2 separate regions of the Mus musculus genome follow, and region 2 is linked to region 1. A link is a loop called in an ENCODE intact Hi-C map of the cell type or tissue named here. Cell type or tissue: left cerebral cortex. All regions are shown on one strand. Each heading gives the region's core, and the rest is flanking DNA. Links, peaks and the distances in the headings are about the cores only.

Region 1 (12,221 bases), core at 1,982-9,981:
TGAAAATGGGACAATGATAGAGAGAAAGGGAAAAGGGAAGAAGAGAAAAAGGAGAGAATGATGGCGGGGGGGGGGGGCGTGAGAAAAAAACTCCTTGCCTATGTGTACTTAAGACAGTAAGATACCGACTCTATCATGTTAACCATGTTCACCAAAGTGGATTTATATAAGGACAGACACAGGTGTAGCAATATATCTTCAGCTCCACATACCTCCAGTTTCTCATGGTTGTTTCTTATATCATACTTTTCTTGTGATGAACATTCAACTCTTTGTTACAATTTTAAAGGACTTTTTAGGTGTACAGTTCAATAATGTTAGGCATGTTTCCTTTGTACAATGATGACATGAAGATTCCCCTCTTGTTTTGCTTGACACAGCAGCAGGCTGCCTTCAAACTCCTGGTCCTCCTGCTTCAGCCTGCCAAATGCTAATATGTCTGTTTGTATGCCCAGTTTCTAAGCATGCTAGAGCAGCAGTCCTCAACCCTTGTTCTCCTTAGAGCTCTGGAATCTTTCGAAAGCTTTGGTGGCAGGATCTATCTTCACATCATTTACCTCAGAATCTCTGAGGCTCCTGAAGGGTAAACTCCATGGAACTGTTTTGTGGAGCTTCCTTAGAGTCTACCTAATCCAGACAGCAGAGTTAAAGAGGGAGGATGAGGACAAGACCGCAAAGCCCTTCAAGGGCTTCCAGACAACTTCCCTTTGATTAGATCAGTAAGCAAGAAACACTCCCTCCATCATCCACTTCTCTGATGTAGCTATGTTCTCCTGCTGGGCACTTTCAGTCACATAGGACCTCCCAGATGGCTTTAGGAGAGGGGCAGAAAGATGGTGACTCACAGCTGAAGGTAAGAGAGAACTAAGACAAAGAAATGAAAGATATGGAAGCTAAGAGAGAGAGATAGATGCACAGGCAGAGAGATACATTATATATATATATATACACACACAAACAGACACAGGCACACACACACACACAGCGAGAGAGAGCAAGTGAGAACACAAATTCAATTCTACACAAAGAACTACAAGCAACTAAGAAATTCTGAGAGTGGGAGAAATAGTCTTTGCCGGGAAAGAGAGCAGTAGCTGGTTTTTCAATACGAAGTGGACAGCCCTGAAAACATATGCATGGCAGTATCATACAGACTGAGCAGTTGTATTTAGGAATATATATTCACATATGAATATGCATGTAAAACAATAAAAATGAGGCCACGAATCTGAGAGTGCAAGGAGCATATGAAAAGGGTTGGAGGGAGGAAGGGAATCAATGATATAAATATAATCTTAAAGTTAAAAGAAAAATTAAGAAAATGAAGATATTAGAGCCAGAGTGGAAAATGCAAAGCTCCAATCTCAAATGGATTGCGATGAACAGTGTGGTGGGCCCATAGTCACTTACAAAGCCACAGCCGTCCTCATCCAGGAAAGGGTGGGCCTGCAGCAGAGCATTGACCACGTCGTTGTACTGCTGGGTGGTGGGGTACCTGTTTACCACAACAGATAAGAGAGAATTCATTTCCAGCAGCCCCCAGTTAAGGTGAATCTAAAGCACACACAGGTTTCTAAACTTTCTCTTACTATGGTATCCGTGTGTGTGTCCGTGTGTGTCTGTGTGTGTGTGTGTGTGTGTGTGTATGTGTGTGTGTGTGCGTGCGTGCAAGGAGTGTGCATATGTGTGTGTATGTATGTGTATGTGTGTGTATGTGTATGTGTTTTGTGTTAGTGTGTGTTCTCTCTCCCTGTGTGTGTGGGGAGAGTATACGTGTATATATGTATGTGTATGTTAGTGTGTTGTGTGTATGTATGCGTTAATGTGCATTCCCTCTCCCATGTATGTCTGTAGTGTGTGTGTGTGTGTGTGTGTGTGTGTGTGTGTGGTGTGTATGTGTTAGTGTATGTTCCCTCTCCTCATTTTTGTGTGTAGGGTAAATGCATATGTACGTGTGTGTGGTGTATGTATGTGTGTTAGTATGTGCTCTTTCTCCGTGTGTGTATGTGTTTCTGTGTGCAGATCTGGAGGCCTTAAGTTAACATTGTTCTCATGTGTGTCCACCTTGCTGTTGAGACAGGGTCTCTCATTGGGACCTGGGTCATGTTAGATAAGATTGGCTGGCCCTTCAAGCCTATAGCAATAGTTACAAGCATGTGCAGTCATGCCTAAATTTTTATATGGGTTTTGGTACTATGCAGCAAATATTTAACCAACTGAGATAATAACCCCAGTCTGTCTCCTAAATCTGCACATATTGAACTTCTATTTGCTATTTCCCCATAAGCCAAGAGAACTTGGTTCCTAACAAATTCTACTGTTCGCTGTGCACAGCTCCCTCCTCCACTCAGCATGTCCTCACTGTTACTCACAGCGAGCCTTCCAGGTACTTAGTCATATCTGCCTGGAGAAACTCAATGATCCTTATCCGCATGCTGTGGTCGGGGCGCTTCTGCTCCACCAACATGCACTTGACATCATAGGGAAACTCCGGTAAGATGTAGGACTTAGTCCACTGTAATGCTTTATGCCTTGCTAGAACATGTTTTACATTTCTTCTGTAGAATAAAAACACAAAGAGTAAAATTTTGTTTCAAATCTATATGTAATATATTATTTCCCTATGCTCTGAAAATCTAGGCTATAAACCACTTCCCTAACACCTAAATAGACCATATAAATACTTCTCATCCTAGAAGAAATGCCATAATCACATAGGCTTTAAAATTAAGCATAATGTTGGAGAATATTACTCCATATATCTTGAAGAGCCAAGTTGTGATGCTTATCTAGAAATCAAAAGGAATACTTAACAGACAGAAAATGTAAACTGCAATTCTGCCGAGCAAGAGAAGCCAAATGCATTAGTTTTAGTTCCCAGTTAAGAAAAATCTTATCTACTCTGCTGCTATTTGTAGCAAAATACAAGATCACCTGATTCGGTTGGTCCTTGGCTATTTCAGTATGGGGAAGCTGGTCTCTACACTAAAATAAGGTTAAATGTTTTTACTCCAGTCATAGGAAGATACTACGCAAAGGGACAGACACTATAATGTTTTGTCAGTTATCTGCTGTGGCAGGCTGCAGGCAACCACGTGGAATGTGATAATGCTGATTAAAATCTGCTAAACATACATTTACTAAGATTAACTGGCTGTACCCTTGAAATTTGTGGATCTTAGGCCATATGAGCTAAGCATCAATAAGATGGTTTATAAAATTGAGCTTCAGACCCACACTGAAACCTTAAATCAGAGGTTGGTCCTTAGATATGCAAATGCGAAGAAGGCTCTAGCATAGCATTTAGAAGCTACCACTAATCAAAGGCAGTTGGGGGCTGTCAACCTAGCTCACTAACAGGATTAAATGAGCTGCAGGTGAGCGACAGTGGCCAGCAGAGTACAGGGCAAGAGAGACATGCCTACATGAGTCTCCGTAGGTCAGTTCTCTGGGCACAGCTGAAGCCATGCTTCCTTTAGTACCATAAGCCATGCTTTATCAGAATGCATGTGCATAGAAGGTGGGAACTGGGGAAGCAGAAGGCCTTTTTGTCTCTTTTTATGGTAATCTCTGGCGCATATCCTCCCTTTGGCATTCTCTGTACCCATGGAGAAAAATGTTCTGACTACACTAGGCATACCAAAAATTTCATACTGGACTCAATATAGCAACAAGCAACTCTGAGACATAAATTTCTACTTCAGCTCAAATTATTTCTCAGTAAGCTCCTCTCTCATTACATTCACCCACTCTGCCAACACGTATGCCAGCTGCCCTATACCGCCCCTCTCTCTTCCCATGATCTCAATTCTTCCATGGCCAGACTCCTTGTCTCTTACATACATAAACAGGGGTAGAGGGTGTGCAGATAAGTGTTGAGGACTAGTCTTTATGCTGTCCCCACAGTCTTAGAAGGCCGGTGATATAGGAGTCTTCAGTACAGCTCCACACCAACGGCTTTCTCCAGTAAATTTTTAGTGACAAACCCAGTCACAAACTCTCAGTGGCCTTCTAGTCTTGCTGTCACCTTTGCTCACTTCATTCCATCAACAGAGAGCTTCAGTATGCCAATGGTATCAAATAGAACTTAGTACAATTTTTCTTTTTTTAGCACCTATTTTTTTTCTGTTTCTTGTCCCCTTGTCCTCATTATGGTAGGGACTATAAGGCATGAAATTATTCTGTCAAATATTCAGACATGTGAGGCTGAAAAGATGGCTCAGCATTTGAGTACTGACTGCTGTTCCAGAAGTCCCGAGTTCAATTCCCAGCAACCACATGGTGGCTCACAACCATCTGTAACGGAATCTGATGGCCTTTGGTGTGTCTGAAGACAGCTACAGTATATATATATATATATATATATATATACACATACATATACATATACACATACACATACATATACATATACAGAATAAATAAATTAATTCTTTAAAAAATTCAGAATGCAGCATGACTCAGACAGGATCCACTGAAGATAATAGTCCCTCATGTTTCAATTAGACAGATTAAGCAAATCAAAGACACCAAAATTTTTCCTTTCTTTCCATTCAAGCAACACATTTTTGGTCTGAATATAACCTAAGCAATGCAAACAAACACTAGAGAAAATGACTATTATGCAAGAAAGAGGACTTTCAAACCCTAACAAATATATTCATAATGGGAAGTAGATAGCTGCAGCTACAGCTACTTTCCATCTATAAAATTATATGTAACGTCTTAAAAGATGTTAAAGTTACTCCCAGTGCTTTTAGCAACCTAGAGTTTAGCATAGCACCAGCAGGTTGTCCTGTACTAAGACTCCCAGGTTAAAAGGACACTAATATTTCTCTTTTGACTTTGAAGTTTGGACTCTCTGTCAAGCTTATCACCACACCAATAGCTCAATTTTCAATTCTGGGTATAAAATAACCCCCGAGCCATTTAAAATATGTTAATGTGATCCCAGCTTGACAGCATACTGCTTACTAACTGCTCAGTTCATACAGTGATAAAAATATATGGTCATAATAAAATTTACAATAAAGCCAGCAATTTGACAAATGACAGTATCATTGCTACAGTTTCAAATTTGTTTCAGATACTGACAAATAATAATTGTAGTATATGTTTATGAGATTAAAGTGATACTGTGGTATACCTATAGAATATTTAGACAATGTGGAATCATTGAGCAAGCAGATTGACCTATCCATCATCCCTATTTCTTATTGGTAATCTCACCTGCCCCACGGAAACATTACACTTTTAAATTTGCATCCGTTTTTTAAATGATGAGATGAGAGTTCCCATAAAAGACTCATTGGCTTTCTAACTTTGTCTAAGCGTGAGAAGAATGAAAACCCATTCAGCTATTCCCAAAAAGCAGACTACCTACACTTTAGTGGGGTTCACATAGGGTAATAATGCTATTTCAGTGCAGAACAGGCTCCACGGAGTATCAGCCTGCTAGGGAAAACCTTCACAGAAAATGCTGAGTATCTCTAGAGAGCAGAAGAGACTTAGCTGTTACATCAAGACAGGGATTCTTTCTTTGAGTGGGGCAGACACATCCCTCAGCAAGGTTGATGTACGATGCTTTTGTTTAAAAAAAATGAGAAAAGTGAATGGAAAAAATTTGCATCCAACTCCCCACTTAAACTCCAAGCAATGCATCCAGGCAGCGCTGTGCCTTGCTTTCAATCCTATTCACTTCCCCTCAATCCTTGCTTTGAGAATGCTCCTGTCACCAAGTCTCATTTTTTGAAGATTTATTTTTATTTATGGGTTATGTGTGTATCCATGCCCTGTGTGTGTGGATACACAAGAGGTTTCGGATTCTCTGGAGCTGGAATTACAAGTTTCGAACTACTCAATGGAGGAATTGGGGACCTAGTGTGGGTCCTCTGGAAAAGCGGCAAGCGCTGTTAACTGCTAAGCATTTGTCCATACCCCAATACTCGCTCTGTTTTCCCACCTATTGTCAACAGTTTGACACGGTTTACCTCTCTTTTCATGCATCTGAAATAATTTATCATCTTAAAAAAAGGAACTTGACTCTCGTTTTAGATTAAAGCCCGCATTTATCTTGGCTTTGATCATAGATTCCTCTTCTCCCTAGATTCCATATATTGAACCCATGTGACATGACTGTGTTCAGAGTCAGGCCCTGTGCAAGGATCTTGAGCTAGATGAGGCACAGGAGGTTGAGTGAGACTCATTATTCTCTTATGAAGAGATACTAGAAGTGCATCTTCTTTCTCAAGGTCATGTGAGGAAGTAAAGAGAAGGTGGATCTCTTAGTTAAGGTCACCACTGCTGTCATGAAACTGTATAACCAAAATCAACTTGGGGAGCAAAGGGTTTTATTTGGCTGACATATACAGAATCAGGGTCTATGGAGGGAAGCCAGGGCAAGAACTCAAACAGTGTAGGAATCTGGAGGCAGGAGGTGATGCAGAGGCCATGGCAGGGGGGCCGCTTACTGGTTTGCTTCTCATAGTTTGTTCAGCCTGCTTTCTAATAGAATCCAAATCCACCAGCCAAAGGTAACATTATCCAAAATGGGCTAGGTTCTCCAACATCAGTCACTAAGTTAAAAAATGTTCTCCAGGTTTGTCTACTTACAGCCTGATCATCTGGAGGCATTTCCTCTACTGAGGCTCCCTCCCCGCATATGGCCATAGCTGTGTCAAGTTGACATAAACCTAGCCAACACAATGGCCGTTCGTAGAGCACGAATTGGTTCTTATCAGAGAATGAACTGGTCACCACTCTGACCTGAAATCTGAGACTCTAAAATCAGAATATAAATGTGTGCTGCACAAGCTACTCCGCCTGTGATAACTGATGTGGCTAACACAATGTCCGATTTCATGTTACATTTACCATATACTTTCCTCTTAGAAAAGCCTTGACTTCTTTCATCTTTACTCCCCATCTCCAGTTGTCATGAAATTCTCCCATGTTGCATCTCTTGTATCATCTACTTCTCACGGTGGTGGTTTATGCTGCCACATTAATCGGGGTTTTGATTGTATAACTTCAAGTATCTACTAGCAGAGATCTGTGTTTAAAATAGCAAGGTATGACCCTTACAAAAACATCTGGAATGCCTCACTCCAGGGTGAAGGAAAGAGATGCTAATTTATCTATTTAACTTTAACTCCCACTTCCAAGCTTAGCTTAAGCCTCTCCTCAGGTGGATGCTCTTCCCCACTCTGGTAGCCCTACTGTGTGCTTCCTTACCCCAATTAACAACCCTACCTGCTCTAGAACCCACCCTGTGGACTTGGGAATATTCTTTCCTATCTTGATGTCTGTACTGTATATCAGAACTCCTTGCAAATTAGGATTTTAAAAATTATTCTTTTCTTTTCTAGGTCAACAGGGAATATTGCCCTGAGAGCTGAGAAAGGACCCCATCACTGAAGACCAGGCCCCTGGGTTGTAACAAGAGCCTGAAAAGTAAGAACTGTGATTTTTGTGACCTCTCAGTTCATCTCACAGGGACTCACAGCTAAGTTAAATTTTGTGTGTGTGTGTGTGTGTGTGTGTGTGTGTGTGTGTGGTCCCATTCTTTCTCTACATATTGCTGTGGAAAAGGAGATACAGAAAAAAGTTCTCTCCTTATTGGCTCAAATGTAAGAATGAAAGTCAATCCATTTTATATATTTTACTTCATTTTCCCTGTGTGCAAAGCCAAGTTTTTGTGGCCAGAGGCTGCAGTAACATTCTGCCCTCACTGTGTGGAATGGATTGTGATAGCTATGTTCCAGAAAGATCTAGGAATGTGTGAAGGAAAGAAATGTTAAACATAAGATGATGTAAAAACTGGGCATGATTTTTGCAAGCCTGTAAACCTGGAACTTGGGAGACAAAGATAGAGGGGAGTAAGGCATCTTTTCTTGCAGAGCAGGTTTGAGGGCAGCCTGGACTACACGAGGCTCTGCCTCCAAACAAACAAACAAACAAATAAACAAACAAAACTCTGACATTACAGATAGAAACTCTTCTAGAAACTTGTGGCTAAACACACAAAATTCACATCTTTCCAAAAGCATGTTTCCATTGTATTAGAACAGCCCACACCCAACAAGGGAGCCACTGACTACTAACCCACCAGAATGCCAACGACAAAAAGTGTCACCACCACCAGAGGCAGCACTAATACGACTTCCCAGAGAGGAAGGGAGACAAAGTTCATACTCCCCAGGGACTGAATGGAATGACCAGATCCCACAGGCTGCTCTGATCTGAAAAGCCCTCATGCCTGTTGAAAACCCCAAGGGCTTTCAAAGTGACTACAACTTCGTAAATATGGGGTGAGACTGAATACTGCCCACCTGGAGCCAACCGTTCTTAGCTAAGTCTCCTTCACAGTCATTTGTTTCAAACTTCTCTGTCTGCCTTAACATCTGTGTGACTATTAAGTAAAGCCTTTGGAATGCATTATTAAACTTAGCAGACCACACTAGCTTCCAACAGCCCTTAAAGACAAGACAGTTACGACACCTAAAACCTACAGATGAGATTATCTTGCTCTGTGTAGCCCAGCTAGCTGTATTTCTTTGTTCTGTTATTAAAATTTCCATAACATCTTCCACATATCACTCAGAGTAACTTGGATTTGTGCTCTAGGCTATAGTTACTCACGCTGGCTCTGAATTAGCTACCGTTTGTTTATTTGTCAATTTATTTATTCTTAGTTTTGAGATGGAGTTGGTGCACGGTCTCTCTGAGTAGCTCCAGTTAGCCCATAACTCACTGTGTAGCCCAGCAGGATACAAGGTCAACGAAGCAGATGTCACTTCCTGCTGCTTCTTCAACGCTTCCAACAATACCTAGCATGCAACAAGCACTCAGAAACATTGGCATATTGGAGGGTTAACTGATGGTTTAATCCTGACTTAGGTCAGCAGTCTTAAGTATTTTCTATTTAATGGAAATAGCAGATATTACACAAAGAATTATAGGTTTATCGGGTAAATTTATTTTTTATCTACAAGCTCCCTCATAGTTGTTATTATATGATTTTACACTGGAAGTTTTTCACCATGAAAAAAGTAGCCTTACTCCCTGCTAATAGGTCTCAAACAAAGACCTTTGGGTAGGAGAGCCACCTGTGGATGTGCTCTCTGATGCCCTTGTAATGTTTTCAAGGTCTGACTATGAGGTCTGGAAGCTTCTCCCTTCCTCTCTTTGGCCCATAGGACTCCTTGTCCTGCTTTCTGCCATCACTCTCAGACCTTCCAGTGTTAAGTTGCCTTTTTTGTCCCAGATCCTGAGTCCCAGGAGGCCTGGCTGCCCAAGCATCCTGGTGTAACCTTGCTCTTCCACCTGGAATCACAACCTGTGAGAGCTGAGACCAGAATCTCATTAGACCCACTGTTTGCTAGATAATATAAAAGATACGTGAATCTTATGACTGCCATCTGTATGCCAGGTCCTAAGAACTTTTCATACAACACACCATTTACCATTCTATTCATTTTACAGATGACTTCAGGCTCACTTATTCCGGGAAACATCTCACTCAACTGTTAAGTGACAAAGCCAGGCTTCAAAACTGAGCTCTCAATTATTTGCTTGTCCCGGTCCCCAGCCTTACTAACCCTGCCATCTCAGGGTTAACATGCTAATATAATACTTACATTTACCCCTCTCTCAGCTCATAGGTCTTGCAGAGCTGTGTGTGAACCACCTGGTATGACAGAGGGCCTCAAGACCTGCTCTCTAACTACAAGGGTCTCCTGCAAGCCTTTTCAGTCTTCTAATCTGGTCACACAGATTTGACCCAATGGAAAACACACACACACACACACACACACACACACACACACACACACACAGAAAGTACATAAAGAAAGTACTTGTTCTCTTAAATAGTGAACATTTGTTGACACTACACAGGGATGACTAGTCTCTGGTACTCACCTCCCATGACTCTTGGACAACAGAGCCAAGGACAGAAGCATATAGGAGCTGAGAATGCTAATCACAAGACTGAGACATAGCATGGTGGTAGTGCTCACGTAGCATGTATGAGGCCCTGGTTTTATTCACCAGCATTGCTGAGAAGTCTCACTGCACATCTGATCAGAACCTGTGCTAGAAACTCTAACCAGGCTGGCATGCTTTATTGACCCCTCCCTTATTACATTCTGGGGTAGAACGCATACACAGCTGTGTTGCTGTCTCTTGTCTGAGATACCCGCATGATAACAACTATAACTAATATATCAGAAATGTTGATATTTGCGTGGCAGAGTAGATGCAGAAGCTCCTTCTAGTCCATCACACAGCAGTAGCCAGACCACGAGAAAAGTCATTAAAACAATCTCTAAATATGCTTGAAACCATGACTAACTTGTAATTATGCCCCAAGGCAGAAGCAGAGCGTCTGCCCATGTCTTTAAAGTTCAAGTAGAGAGTCTTTAAAGCAACATGTGGGAGACCTCGGTTTATCCGATCCCCTGTCTTATTGGGCACTGCAAGAGATTTGGGGTAGATTTTAAAAAAGAAAGAATACCACTGCAGAAGAAACCATTTCTAGCACATCACTAGCACATGATGCCGATGTCTCCTAATGGTCTTTGCACATAGAAAGGTATTTAAACCATTCAGTAACTGGCACAGGATCACCCACCTGTCACCCACGAGACGTCTGCTGCACCAGACTGCCACAGTGTCCCACTCCCTGGGATATACATCTGATTTAATTACAACCACAGACTTCCCCAGAGACAAAGCCAGGAGAGACTGAAGCCTCTCAAGGTCAGCTCTCATGTGCAGAGAGTCTCCGTGGAAAACACAAGGGAAAAGCAGGGGAGTACCCCCAAGATTGTCAGGTGCCTCAGTGGGACCTGGTGGCAAGTACTATGTGCTTAGCTACGACGGACACCACTGAGGCCTCACGGGTGCCATGTGGTGTTACATTCCAGGAAGTCACAGACATAATTCTGGGGAGGCAAGTAGAAGGGAACCGAGCCCTCAAATTAGCACTTGCTCTGTAACCTGTTCCTACCTCTTGAAATCAGTTGACTTCATGAAAGTCCAGTGGGTAAGTACTTTTGAATGTATTGCCTGTAATAAGTTAATGGGAAATAAACCCAGAAGTGGTTTGGAAGGATCAGCATATTTGGTACTGAATGCTTCAAAAGGTCTAAAAACCAAGTTATTGCTATTCAAACATATATCATGTCTTCCAGAAGTCTATTGCCTTTCTTCGGTTCACAGTCATCAGCTCAATTTTGAAAGTCTGATTGGATTTTAAGGTGCCAGAGGCTAAGATAAATTCTGTTTATAAAATAAAAGGATCCAGTCACCGTCTCTATGGTTGTTATAGTCTGAGGAGGGACTATAGACTTTAATAAACCAAGGTCATTGTCTACTTTTGTAAGCAGGGTACAAATTACAGAGAAGGTACTGCTTATAGAAAGACTGAACCTAGATGGTCTGTCTGTCACTGGATGGGGCTAACCAATTTTAAAGCAGCAGTTCTCAACATGTGGATCAAGACCCCTTGGGTTGCCCAATGACCCTTTCACAGGGGTCACTTAACATCATGGAAAAACATAGATGTTTACATTATAGTCCCTAACTGTAGCAAAATTGCAGTTATGAAGTAGCAATGAAAATAATTTTATGGTTGGGGGTCACGACAACATGAAGAACTGTATTAAAGGGTTGACGCATTAGGAAAATTGAGAGCTACTGTTTTAAAGCATGGGCAGGTTTTAGTCAGGTAGGCATATGATGGGACTGTACGGACTAACACAAAGGACATATAAGAGGCCCTTGACACATAACTATCAAGTGTCTAGAATAGCAGAAGGACAGAAGGAAAGGATAGAGGATAACTTTAACTTTTTCCTTTTGCATGGCTGGCTGGTATTATCACTGTCTGCGATGAAGCATGAGGTGAAGGCATCTTCTCTCCTACCCAGTCTTTAAGACCACAGTGGCCTTATCTTGTCTCACGGAGCCAATTGCCTAGAAGGAATCTGTTAGTTTTCCTTCCCAGCTACATGAGTGAAACAATATTGAATAACTGGGTCAGATGGCACTGGAGATCTAACCTATTTTCAGAGAGAATTTCTTTGGAGTTTGCTGGGTGAGGCAGTGCAGAGGGAACTCAGCATCTCTAACTGGCGGAACAGTGCCTCCTCCTAAGGAAAAGCAAGGGAAGGAGGCAGGCAGGGGCACAGGAAAGGAGGAAAGCATGGAACCAGGCC
Region 2 (12,221 bases), core at 2,213-10,212, 77 kb after region 1:
TCAGGGCAGCAGGGGCAAATCTCCACCAAATTGGATTCACCTGTATCCTGGTACACCTGCGCAGCACTCAAGATGTTTGTGTCTTATATGAGGAAGTCAGGTGCAAGTCATATGACTTAGCTGCAGTCCCTGGCGCCTTTGGGACTGCCGCCACACCCGCTCCCCACAATTCCCCCTTTTTTCTTTTTTGGCAGAGAGAATGTCTGTAGATAGCCCCCCGCAGCCATGCCCCTTACCCGTCCTTGGGTGACAAACAGCATTGGTTTGATCCCTGTCTTAGGTTGGTGACATGCCCAGGGAGTCTTATCACTGACTACCTCTCAATCATGCCAAGCCACTCCTGGGGAGATTGTGTTTTGCTTGCGGCAGGTGCATCAAAAGGCCAGGATGTTAATTAACTTATGGCCAGATCTTAATTGCTGCAAGCAAGCCTCATGGGTGAAGGTAGAGGTCTGATCCCCAGTGTGCAAGCATAGGGGCCCTACACAAAACCATCCCTTAGGCTCATCACCCAGAGAGGTCTTGGCCAGCTCCCGTGTCGTTTTTCCTAGGGGAAGGGAACTAGGACACTGAACCTTCATGCAATCAGACGTGCCTTCCACAGGATGCCAACAGCAAGCTATCCTCTGTGCAGTGCTTAGCCTCGCACCCCACGGCATAACGCAGCATAATTTCTTTTAGAGCGGCAAACCGAATCTGAGGAGATTGTCCCGCCTCCACTGCAGCAAAAGCCTACGCTACCATGGCGAAAGTGCGGGCCGCACACTCTGCACCTAACACATGTGCCAAACACAAAAAACACACACACTATAACAAGCATACATCCCAGGGCTCTCATCCCCGCTCATCTTCCCTGAAGCAAGGGATAGATGGCCAGCGGGGCTATCTCTTTAAGGGGAATTCAGGGATCAAAAAGCGTGGAAAAATTTGAATGTCATGTCGAGCTGGTATCGGCTTCTGGAATACCGAAAGGATCTCTCATCTCGGCTCCATCCTTTGTGCTTGTGGGATCATCCACCACATCCACAGGGGCAACTGGATCAGGAGCCTCATTCTTGCAGCGTCTCACCAATCTCTCCGGCACCCAAAGAGGTTCCATCTGGTCCTGTGGAAACACACAAACAGACCCTCTCGCCCACGTCAACACTGATCTACTCGATCCCCAGGGGGGATGGACACAATACCTCGTGGTGATGAGACCATAAACTCAATCACCTGTGTGTCCATCTGGGGGGTCAATACGAGAGTCAAGTTTTCACTGCTGAGGAGGCATAGGGAGGAGGCACAGAAGCTAATTCGCTCTTTTGTTTCGTCCTTTCTGTTCACCTGATTTTACTGTGTCTCCTTTCTTTTTCCTTTTTCTTTTTAAGCCCTTCTCTTCCGACATACTTTCTTGTTGCTCTGTAAGGATTTTCTGACCTGTCTTGACTGCCTCTACACACAGTTTCAAACAGTAACAGAGTCCATATATCAGAACAAACAAGACCAAAACTATCAGACCTACCCACAAAGGGTCAATGGGAGAAAAAAGCATAACTACACAGCGAGGATCTATTGATCACTACACTGAGGTTATCATAGTTCCTTAACTTGTCCCCAAACCGGGAACCTTAACTTATCCCAAAACCGGGAACCTATCGTTACTTTGTGCCTGCTTCCTGGCAACTTTATATTCCCCTCTATTTTATCCGAGGTCCTTCCCAAACTCCTGGGTTACTTTGTGCCTACTTCCTGGCAACTTTATGCTCACCTCTATTTTATCCGAGGTCCTTCCCAAACTCCTGGGGTCGCAAGTTTCACTCACCGTGAACTTACCCTGCCGGCAACCACTGACTGCTGAAAGTTCTGAACTCGGTGGGGGAGTCGGTTCCCCGTACGGGCCACCAATTGTCGCGCCCGCTCTCGACCAGCAAGAACGACACGACCACCAGTCCTTCTAACAGCAGTTTACTCAGTCTTCATCTTTCTTCTTTCTCTTCATCAGTACCGTTCCCCAGCTGAATAGTTCTGAATCCACGCCGGATCCTTCTCAACAGTCTGTTTCACAGGAACCTTTATTAACCCCTTCTTCCCCGTTATGCAGTTCTGAATCCTCCCTTCGCTCTTGCCTGAAGATGTTTCTTTTCCCGGGTTTCAGCACCACTTGTTGCGCGCACTCAACAGGCCAGGAAGAACGACGCTGCTACAGGATCCTTCTGCACACATTTATTCAGTCCTGTTTCTTCTTTCTCCATATATCTCCCTTGTTTATATCTCCCCTGTTTATATCTCCCCTGTTTATATCTCCCTTGTTTATATCTCTCCCTTGTTTTTATATCTCCCTTGTTTTTATATCTCCCTTGTTTTTATATCTCCCCTGTTTTTATATCTCCCCACTAATAGTAATCCTCTCTTGAATAATAATCCTCCCTCTAGCCTGGGCCTCTCACTCTTTTATACTTTCAGTTCCCATCCACGCACAGCAGGCCACGCCACCTCACCAGGCATGCAGCTTCAGCTAATCAGGGCAGCAGGGGCAAATCTCCACCAAATTGGATTCACCTGTATCCTGGTACACCTGCGCAGCACTCAAGATGTTTGTGTCTTATATGAGGAAGTCAGGTGCAAGTCATATGACTTAGCTGCAGTCCCTGGCGCCTTTGGGACTGCCGCCACACCCGCTCCCCACACACCCACTCCCCCTTTTTGGCCCTGGCGTTCCCCTGTACTGGGGAATATAAAGTTTGCGTGTCCAATGGGCCTCTCTTTCCAGTGATGGCCGACTAGGCCATCTTTTGATACATATGCAGCTAGAGTCAAGAGCTCCAGGGTACTGGTTAGTTCATAATGTTGTTCCACCTATAGGGTTGCAGATCCCTTTAGTTCCTTGGGTACTTTCTCTAGCTCCTCCATTGGGAGCCCTGTGATCCATCCATTAGCTGACTGTGAGCATCCACTTCTGTGTTTGCTAGGCCCCGGCATAGTCTCACAAGAGACAGCTACATCTGGATCCTTTTGATAAAATCTTGCTAGTGTATGCAATGGTGTCAGCGTTTGGATGCTGATTATGGGGTGGATCCCTGGATATGGCAGTCTCTACATGGTCCATCCTTTCATCTCAGCTCCAAACTTTGTCTCTGTAACTCCTTCCATGGGTGTTTTGTTCCCAATTCTAAGGAGGGGCATAGTGTCCACACTTCAGTCTTCGTTCTTCTTGAGTTTCATGTGTTTAGCAAATTGTATCTTATATCTTGGGTATCCTAGGTTTGGGGCTAATATCCACTTATCAGTGAGTACATATTGTGTGAGTTCCTTTGTGAATGTGTTACCTCACTCAGGATGATGCCCTCCAGGTCCATCCATTTGGCTAGGAATTTCATAAATTCATTCTTTTTAATAGCTGAGTAGTACTCCATTGTGTAGATGTACCACATTTTCTGTATCCATTCCTCTGTTGAGGGGCATCTGGGTTCTTTCCAGCTTCTGGCTATTATAAATAAGGCTGCTATGAACATAGTGGAGCATGTGTCCTTCTTACCAGTTGGGGCATCTTCCGGATATATGCCCAGGAGAGGTATTGCTGGATCCTCCGGTAGTACTATGTCCAGTTTTCTGAGGAACCGCCAGACTGATTTCCAGAGTGGTTGTACAAGCTTGCAATCCCACCAACAATGGAGGAGTGTTCCTCTTTCTCCACATCCATGCCAGCATCTGCTGTCACCTGAATTTTTGATCTTAGCCATTCTGACTGGTGTGAGGTGGAATCTCAGGGTTGTTTTGATTTGCATTAAGTAGCCCCTCTTTCCTGACTGTTCTAAAGAGAGTTGGGCATATCCCATCTCTGACTCATTCTCAAATTTTTCTCTGATTCATCACTTCATCTGCTCCTCAGTTAGACAGCACTTTCAGACATGGCTGCTCCTTTCTACAAACTAACCTTATGGTCGTTTGGAATTAAAAGTGTGTGCTAAGAGTGTGTTTGTATTCCAGTCAGGTCACACAGATTTTTGGATGTGATCCCTTGCCAGATTAGCCATGTTACTGGATTAAAATTCCTCTCCACTACACAAATGTAACACATGTTCTGAGGGCTAGGTCCACCCCATGTAGGCTCCCTGGTCAGCAGTTCAGTCTCTGTGAGCCACAATGGGCTCAGGTTAGTTGATTCTGTGGGCTTGCTTGTGGTCAGAGTTTTGCTCCTTGATAAGTTCATATTTACATGTAAGTTATTTTTGGTCAAGTCACCAAAATGGACTTGAGACATATGTGAACAATATCTATTAAACTTTTATGAAATATATGTATATACAATCTCTTCATAAAATTATTTCAGCTCTAAGCAGGATAAACGATAAAAATTTAGACATATTCAATATTTAATATCTCTCTTCTGTTGGTTGAAATGTTGATTAACTTGTCTGTCTTCCTGGACACTTGTCCAACTGTCTTTCATTAATCTATGTTCTTCATGTTCATCATGAGCCACTTTATTCAAAACAGAATAGTATTTTAGCTCAATTGTAAAAGGCAAAGTAAGGAGTTGTATATTGTTCCCAGGCAAATTATGGCCCATTTTCATTCTCTCTCTTTTTAAAATTTAACATTGAGATTGCATAGATTCCTTTGCAAAATAAAAACATAATTATACAACTGTATTTTGTTCATTTATTCTTTGTTTAATTAATTCAATAAAAAAGGATGATGGCACAAAAAAAGTAGTTAATATTTATTGATAGCCTTGTCGTCTGTACTCTCACAATGACAATCTAGCTTCTGCTTTAAATATTCTTTTCCTTCGAAAAATTACTAATTTTTATTCATGTGTTGAATGAATGCCAGATATGTGAATGCCAGAAAGGCTAGACAAGGACACCAGATTTTCTGGAATAGCGGATACTGGTGGTTGTGAGCCAAAACAGGGGCAGAGATCTGATTCAGGTCCTCTGTAAGAGCAATACATGCTTTTAACTTCTAAACCATCTTCTCCAATTCCAGTTTCCCCCTTAAAGACCACTCCCCTCAGGTTCAGTCTTTATGTAGCAACTGAAAATTGCATCCGTATAGATATCAGTGTATCTTTTTTTTGTATTCTCTCAGATGTTTTTGAACCTTTTCATTTTTTTTTCTTATCTTCTACACGGAATTGGATTTACCCCTAAAAAGGAGGCTTTAAAAGTTTCACCCTCAGCCAATTGCTTTCTGATATCTAGAATTATTCCCAGATGCCTTGTTTCATATTCATGTCTACCTTTATTTTTTTTTTCCTTTAGACGAATGTTTAAAATATGCTATGCATTCCAGTGTCTTCTCCTAAGCATTTCTCCTAGAACTCTCTGGAACAATCTCTGCTTTTTTTCCCCCCCCCCAGATATTTACCATAGTTTGTAATGGGGTCTGATTATATCTGCTTATTTACTGATATTTGGTTTTTCATCTTTGTTTAGTATATTTTTGCAATTTCTGAAATTAAATTCCAGCACTTGCTCTTGGCAGAAAGCAATCTACCTCTGAGCTTTATTCTCAGCCTCCTTTGTTTTAAAAGGAGAAACATTGATGCTTTTCCTGGTATCCATAATGCCTAGCAGTCTTGTATTTCACATGCTTCATCTATTCTTATTCCTTTTTCCTTCATTCAGAAAACAAAAGGGGAGAAACCAAATTACTATAAAAAGGGTGAAGCAGAAAAGAAACTAAGGTGCTAATTTAGGGAGAATATGAAATTTTTATTTTTTTAACTTGGGAGCTTTAGATGGCTTAATACCTAGTAAGAAGTAAGATACACAAGGGAGATAGCAAAGGGGCAAGTAGGAGTTCTAGGAGACATAACAGACAATGACAACATGGTACTGAAATCATAGTGTCTTCAGCTCTGGGTGCCAATAGCTTCTGCGTGTGGGCTGCTAGTGTGTTATATAAATGCTGACCTACTTAAAATAAAAACTGAGGCATGTTCTCAATATGAAACTCACGTTGGCTTTTAATTCAACCCCAAGTAGCTGGTATTACAGATTTGTGCCATGGTGTCTGGCTCCTAGTACTATTTTTGAGTGGATTACTGTTGGGACTAGTGTTGAGATGCCCAGCTAGGAGGGTCCAAAGAAAAAGAATGCACACTAGAGTTCTCCAGAGAAAGAGAATGAGCAGGCTCTGTTCATCTATCATCTCTGGGTTTACCATAGATGTTTATCATAGATGTTTATCATAGATGACCTACCTATCTATCCATCTATGTATCATCATCTTTCTACCTATGCATTTATATCTAACCTGTATATCATCTCCCTCTTATTATATACAAATATCATCCATAGATATGTCATTGATTGACCTATCTATATGATCTATAGATCTGTTTATAGATCTATCCATTTATTGATCCATCCATCAATAGATTATCTATCCATTTACCTTACTATGGATCTGTTTACATATCTATATGGGAGTTTATTTGTATGGGCATGGAGGCTGGTATGTCTGAAATTTGAAGGGCAGGATATTGGAAGGCTGAATTTGGGCAGGATCCAATGTTGAAATCTTACTCCAAAGACACTCCCTAAGTGTATTCTTGTTCTTGAGGTAACTAACCTCTCTTTTAAGGCCTTTAGCATATTGGATGAGGCCTACCAACATAACATGTCCTCATTGGTTTCACTAATTTAGATGGTAATGCTAAATAGACATTCACTGCAACAGTGATATTAAATAGATGCCATAGCCTTAGCCAAGTAGATCAATAAAGTAGATATAAATAAATCTGACCTTGGGTAGAAGCAGGAACTGTTTCTGAGGTGTAAGTGGAGAAGTAAGGCTGTGTGTTGATGTGGCTAGCGAGGTGTTGAGGTTTTGTCTTTTACTGTCTATCATAATGAACCTGTGATCCTGCCCCAAGTTACTTCTGATTGGTAAATAAAGATGCCAACAGTCAATAGCTGGGCATAAAAGACATAGGTAGAGTTTAGGTTTCCTGGACTTGGGGTTGGAGGGTGACAACCAAAAGGAAGACAGGAAAAGACCATGCAGGTGGGAGATAGGAAACTACCATGGGTTAGGAATCAAGAAGACATGTGCGCTGGCCAGTTGGAGTTAAGAGCAGCACAGATAAAACATAGTAAGTAGTAGTCAGGGTCATCAGTAGGAAAGAAGATCATAATAGCTATATAGAGAGATACCTGCCCAGCTAGTGTGCTGTTTAAGGCACATCCAGGAACTCAATGGTAAAATCAGGGTAGAAACCTGGGGCTGGGTTTAAAACATTTCTACAACAGTTAGGGAGTTCCATGTTGCTGGTTTTGCTTAATAAGAGAAAAGGACTGAAGGTTGAATGACAGTTGATATATTGATAGAATTGGAAATGGGCCATAGAACAAGTTCTCCAGAGCATCAGATTGCTGAGCAGAGCCTGTGACTACAATATTATGAATGACTTAACCCTCATTAATAAATTCTCACTGCACAGCGATTTCTCACCATCTCAAGTTAATGACTGTGTCCCCCCACCTAAATCTCTTTTCAGTAGTGTTAACTGTGATGTGCTTTGAGGGGACTCTTGCTAATGTTTCACCTTCAGTTTAACATTTCATATATAATAAAAGGTAAAACTATATGGTATACGGGTAAGTTGGTGAATCAACTTAATGCAAAGAATGCTATTGCCGAGATCGATTTCAATGCTAGATAAACTAGACATTAAGTGTATACCCATTGCTGCATGACCCAAGAATCATAAATTGTTGTGCCACCATTTGAAGGGCTAGCTTATAGAGTGTGCATTCTGTCAGTGTATGCATCTAAGTGAAGAGATGAAAATTTTGCTTTCTTGATTCTCTTTCCTGAATATCTGTCTTTTTCCATGTTACATTAGCCCCAGAAAGTGCCTAGGAGGTGGTATTTATCCACAGCTTTAATTCATTGTTGTTCTTTTCCTCTTAATTATCTAACAACTAGTATATGTTCATTTAAGGAATAATAAGATTTAACAAGAGCAGATCCTCTGCCACAGGGCTCCATATCCAAATAGCGCTGGGAGGAAGCGAGACTCCCAGGAATATGGACAGGCCTGTGAGTGCAGGTAGGACCACCACTGCTGCTTAGAGGAACCCGCCCAGAACTCCAAGGACACAGGGGTGGTCTATAATGGGAGCCTTCCTATTCAGAGAAATCCACCCAGAACCCTCAGGTCACAGGAACTGAGGGGTGGCCTGGGACAGAGTCTTCTGGTCTCTGTCTATGTCCAGAGCTGATCCTGTGGAACAGAGCTACATACACAGATACCACCAGGAGAGAGATGGTCTCCCAGGAGTGCCTACACACCTGTGAACCCAGGTAAAACCACCACTGCTCTTCAAATTCCTGGCCCAAGAGAGACCTCACAGAGCCATCAGGAAACAGAAGCCAAGGATCAGCTGGGGACAGGATCTTTCTGATCTCTGTCTGCACCCCAGGGCTAAACCTATGCCACAGCTCTCCATACCCAAATTCCTCCTGGAAAGGACTGGTCCCCCAGGAGTACTGACACACAGGCTTGCAGGAGGGACAAGCCACAATCAGAGACAGCAAGACCAGTTAACACCAGAGATAACCAGATGGCAAAAGGCAAGCACAAGAACACAAGCAACAGAAACCAAGACTACTTGGCATCATTAGAAACCAGTTCTCCCATCATAGCAAACCCTGGTTACCCAAACACACCAGAAAAGCAAGACTCTGATCTAAAATCATATCTCATGATGATGATAGAGGAATTTAAGAAGGACATAAATAACTCCCTTAAACAAATACAAGAGAACACAAGTAAACAGGTAGAAGTCCTTAAAGAGGAAACACAAAAATCCCTTAAAGAATTACAGGAAAACACAATGAAGCAGGTGAAGGAATTGAAAAAAACTACGCAGGATCTAAAAATGGAAGTAGAATCAATAAAGAAATCACAAAGGGAGACAGCACTGGAGATAGAAAACCTAGGAAAGAGATCAGGAGTCATAGATACAAGCATCACCAACAGGATACAAGAGATAGAAGAGAGAATCTCAGGTGCAGAAGATACTATAGAAAACATGGATACAACAGTCAAAGAAAATGCAAAATGCAAAGTGCAAAATGCTCCTAACTCCAGGAAATCCAGGACACAATGAGAAGACTAAACCTAAGGATAATAGGTATAAAAGAGAGTGAAGAGTCCCAATATAAAGACAGACCTATCAGAATTATACCAGAATTCTCACCAGACTCTATGAAAGCTAGAAGATCCTGGGCAGATCTCATACAGATCCTAAGAGAACACAAATGCCAACTCAGCAAAACTCTCAATTACCATATACAGAGAAACCAAGATATTCTGTGACAAAACCAAATTTACAAAATATCTTTCCACAAATCCAGCCTTACAAAGGATAATAGATTGAAAAGGCCAACACAGGAGGGAAACTATATCCTAGAAAAAGCAAGAAAGTAATCTTTCAAAAAACCCTATAGATGCAAATCAAAACAACCCTCAGATTCCACCTCACACTGGACAGAATGGCTAAGATCAAAAACTCAGGTGACAGCAGATGCTGGCAATGATGTGGAGAAAGAGAAACACTCCTCCATTGCTGGTGGGATTGCAAGATGGTACAACCACTCTGGAAATCAGCCAGGTGGTTCCTCAGAAAATTGGAAATAGGACTACCTGAGGACCCAACAATACCACTCCTTGGCATATACCCAGAAGATGCTCCAACATGTAATAAGGACACACCCTCCTCTATGTTCAAATCAGTCCTCTTTATAATAGCCAGAAGCTGGAAAGAACCCAGATGCCCCTCAACAGAGGAATAGATACAGAAAATGAATGTGGTACATTTACACAATGGAGTACTACTCAGCTATTAAAAACAATGAATTTATGAAATTATTAGGCAAATGAATAAAACTAGAAAATATCCTGAGTGAGGTAACCCAATCACACACACATAGACCCACATATGGTATGCTCACTGATAATAGTTATTAGCTCAGAAGCTCTGAATACCGGAGACACAATTCACAGACCACATGAAACTCAAGAAGACGGAAGACCAAAATGTGGATACATCTAATTCTTAGAATGGGGAACAAAATACCCATGAGAGGAGTTATGGAGTTACAGAGACAAAGTATGGAGCAAAGACTGAAGGAAAAGCCATCCAGAGACGGTCTCACCTGGGGATCCATCCCATATACAGTCACCAAACCCAGACACTATTGTGAATGCCAACAAATGCTTGCTGACAAGAGCTTGATATAGCTGTGTCCTGGGGGGGGGGGGTCCTGCCAGTGCCTGAAAAATACAGAGGTGGATGCTCTCAGCCAACCACTGGACTGAGCACAGGGTCCCCAATGGAGAAATTAGAGAATGGACCCAAGGAGCTGAAGGGGTTTGCAGCCCCATCGGAGGAACAACAATATGAACCAACTAGTACCCTCAGAGCTCCCAGGGACTAAACCACCTACCAAAGATTACACATGGAGGGACCCATGTCTCCAGCCTCATATGTATCAGAGGATGGCCTTGTTGGTCATCAATGGGAGGAGAGGCCCTGGGTCCTTTAAAGGTTCTATGCCCTTGTATATGGAACTGCCAGGGCCAGGAAGGGGGAGTCGGTGGGTTGGTGAGCAGGGGGAGGGAGGAGGAGATTGGGGGTTTTTGGAGGGGGAAACCAGGAAAGGGGCTAACATTTGAAATGTAAATAAAGAAAATATCTAATAAAAAACCTTTGCCCCCCTCAGAAAAGATTTAACAAATATATAAGTATATTCACAAATGGGGTCATAAGGCCACCTAAATACCAGAAGAAATTGAATGCTTTTGTAGCTGCCAAGCATGACACTTGCTCCAGAAGATCTGGTACCTTTTATTTATGTTTTGATTCAGGATTTATTACTTACTATGATATGGGCTCAATCCATCTATGCTGGCTTAATTTCCTTATCTCAAAAATATTTGCAATGCTTATTTTACCCAGGGCACAGTATTGGAAAGAGGATTAGAGGAAATAATGTTATGTAATATAATCCCTAGGATATACAAACGTACATGTATTAGCTATGGTTCTAAGCAGAAATGGAAACAACTGCAGTCTGAAAATTTGGACAAAGCTTCTCTGTTGCAGACTTGAGGCAGAGTCACTTCCTGAGGAGACCTTCATTTTTGCTTACAAGGCCTTCCACTGGCTAGGGAGATCTACATACAGTATGGGAATAAAGGGTGAAATTACTTAGAATTTAATGGCTTAAATGATAATTACATCTTTTAAAAAACACTCTCACAACAACACACAGAGTAGTATTCGACCAAATAATGAGCTCACAGCAGATGCAATTGCCTAGTCAGGTCTGTAAACTTAACCCCTGCAGTACAGCGTGAAGATTAATATTTAGGCTTTTGAGTTAGGGAGCCTGGATTTATCCGTACCTCTGCCCTTGGGGTAGAAAGAGCCTTTGAGTAAGTACTAACCCCTCTCTATGACTCTGCTTTCTCATCTGTTAGATGATATGCGTATTGTGTTCAGAATGTGTTGGTACAGAATAAACGTGCAGTAAACAATACTAGTATTAGACACACTTAAGGACTATTGCTGTTACTTTGATTTATTGTGGGGTGTGCACATACCACAGCTCTTGTGTGGAGGGCAGAGGTCAACGTTCAGGAGGCATTAGTTCTCTCTTCTACCATGTTAGTCCTGAGGATTAAAGTCAGTCATAAAATCTATAGACAATTGGCCTTTTTAAGATGGCTATTGACCCTTACCACTCAGACTCATGGTTTATGTTATAGCTTGACAAAGAACTTAAAAGTTAGCCATCTCTCAGTTACAAACCATGCTGACTTCCAGCAGTATCTTTGTGGTGGATTTGTAATACCATGCAGAATTATTTGTGAAGTGTTTGCCATGATCTCAGAATGGGTTAGTTTATTTTGCTGCATGTCAGCATTATCTAAAAGCAATTTTTTGATCAGTGATTTTATTAATACTCCAGCAATTTTATCATTTAAAGCTCCCACTGATTTCTTTTCTTTTCTTTTCTTTTCTTTTTTTTGCAGATTTATTTGATCAAGTATGAGTTTTCCTTTGGGCACATAATTGCATATTTGATAAGTTTCCAATTCCATTAGCACAACTGCATGTGGGAGAATCTGTGAGCTCTTAATGTCTCCATAATAGGTCTCTTTAGATAAGAATCAATTTGGTTTATAAAATGAAAATAAGAAAAAAAAGGGAGTT

Evidence for each region. A loop is a pair of places that touch in the nucleus more often than their neighbours do. Peaks named below come from ENCODE experiments on the same cell type or tissue, not always from the same donor. Only the 100,000 strongest peaks of a DNase experiment are listed, where the experiment ranks them.
Region 2: a loop joins it to region 1, with 2.4 times the contacts of the local background. A loop is called at or near these places in 2 of 42 quality-filtered maps.

Annotation. Positions count from the first base shown.
Region 1 is chr10:26,234,818-26,247,038 of GRCm38, reverse strand. Samd3 (sterile alpha motif domain containing 3) reads right to left here. Exons shown (of 11, transcript NM_001115154.1): 5 at 2,373-2,558; 6 at 1,411-1,495. Among named protein-coding and RNA genes, the nearest start is that of Samd3, 11 kb to the right of the region's middle. In left cerebral cortex, for the core only: no CTCF peak of the experiment used is centred there; DNase peaks (open chromatin) are centred at 2,398, 3,005, 3,595 and 5,394; H3K27ac peaks cover 1,800 bases.
Region 2 is chr10:26,158,385-26,170,605 of GRCm38, reverse strand. No RefSeq gene overlaps it. Among named protein-coding and RNA genes, the nearest start is that of Samd3, 65 kb to the left of the region's middle. In left cerebral cortex, for the core only: no CTCF peak of the experiment used is centred there; a DNase peak (open chromatin) is centred at 5,879; H3K27ac peaks cover 374 bases.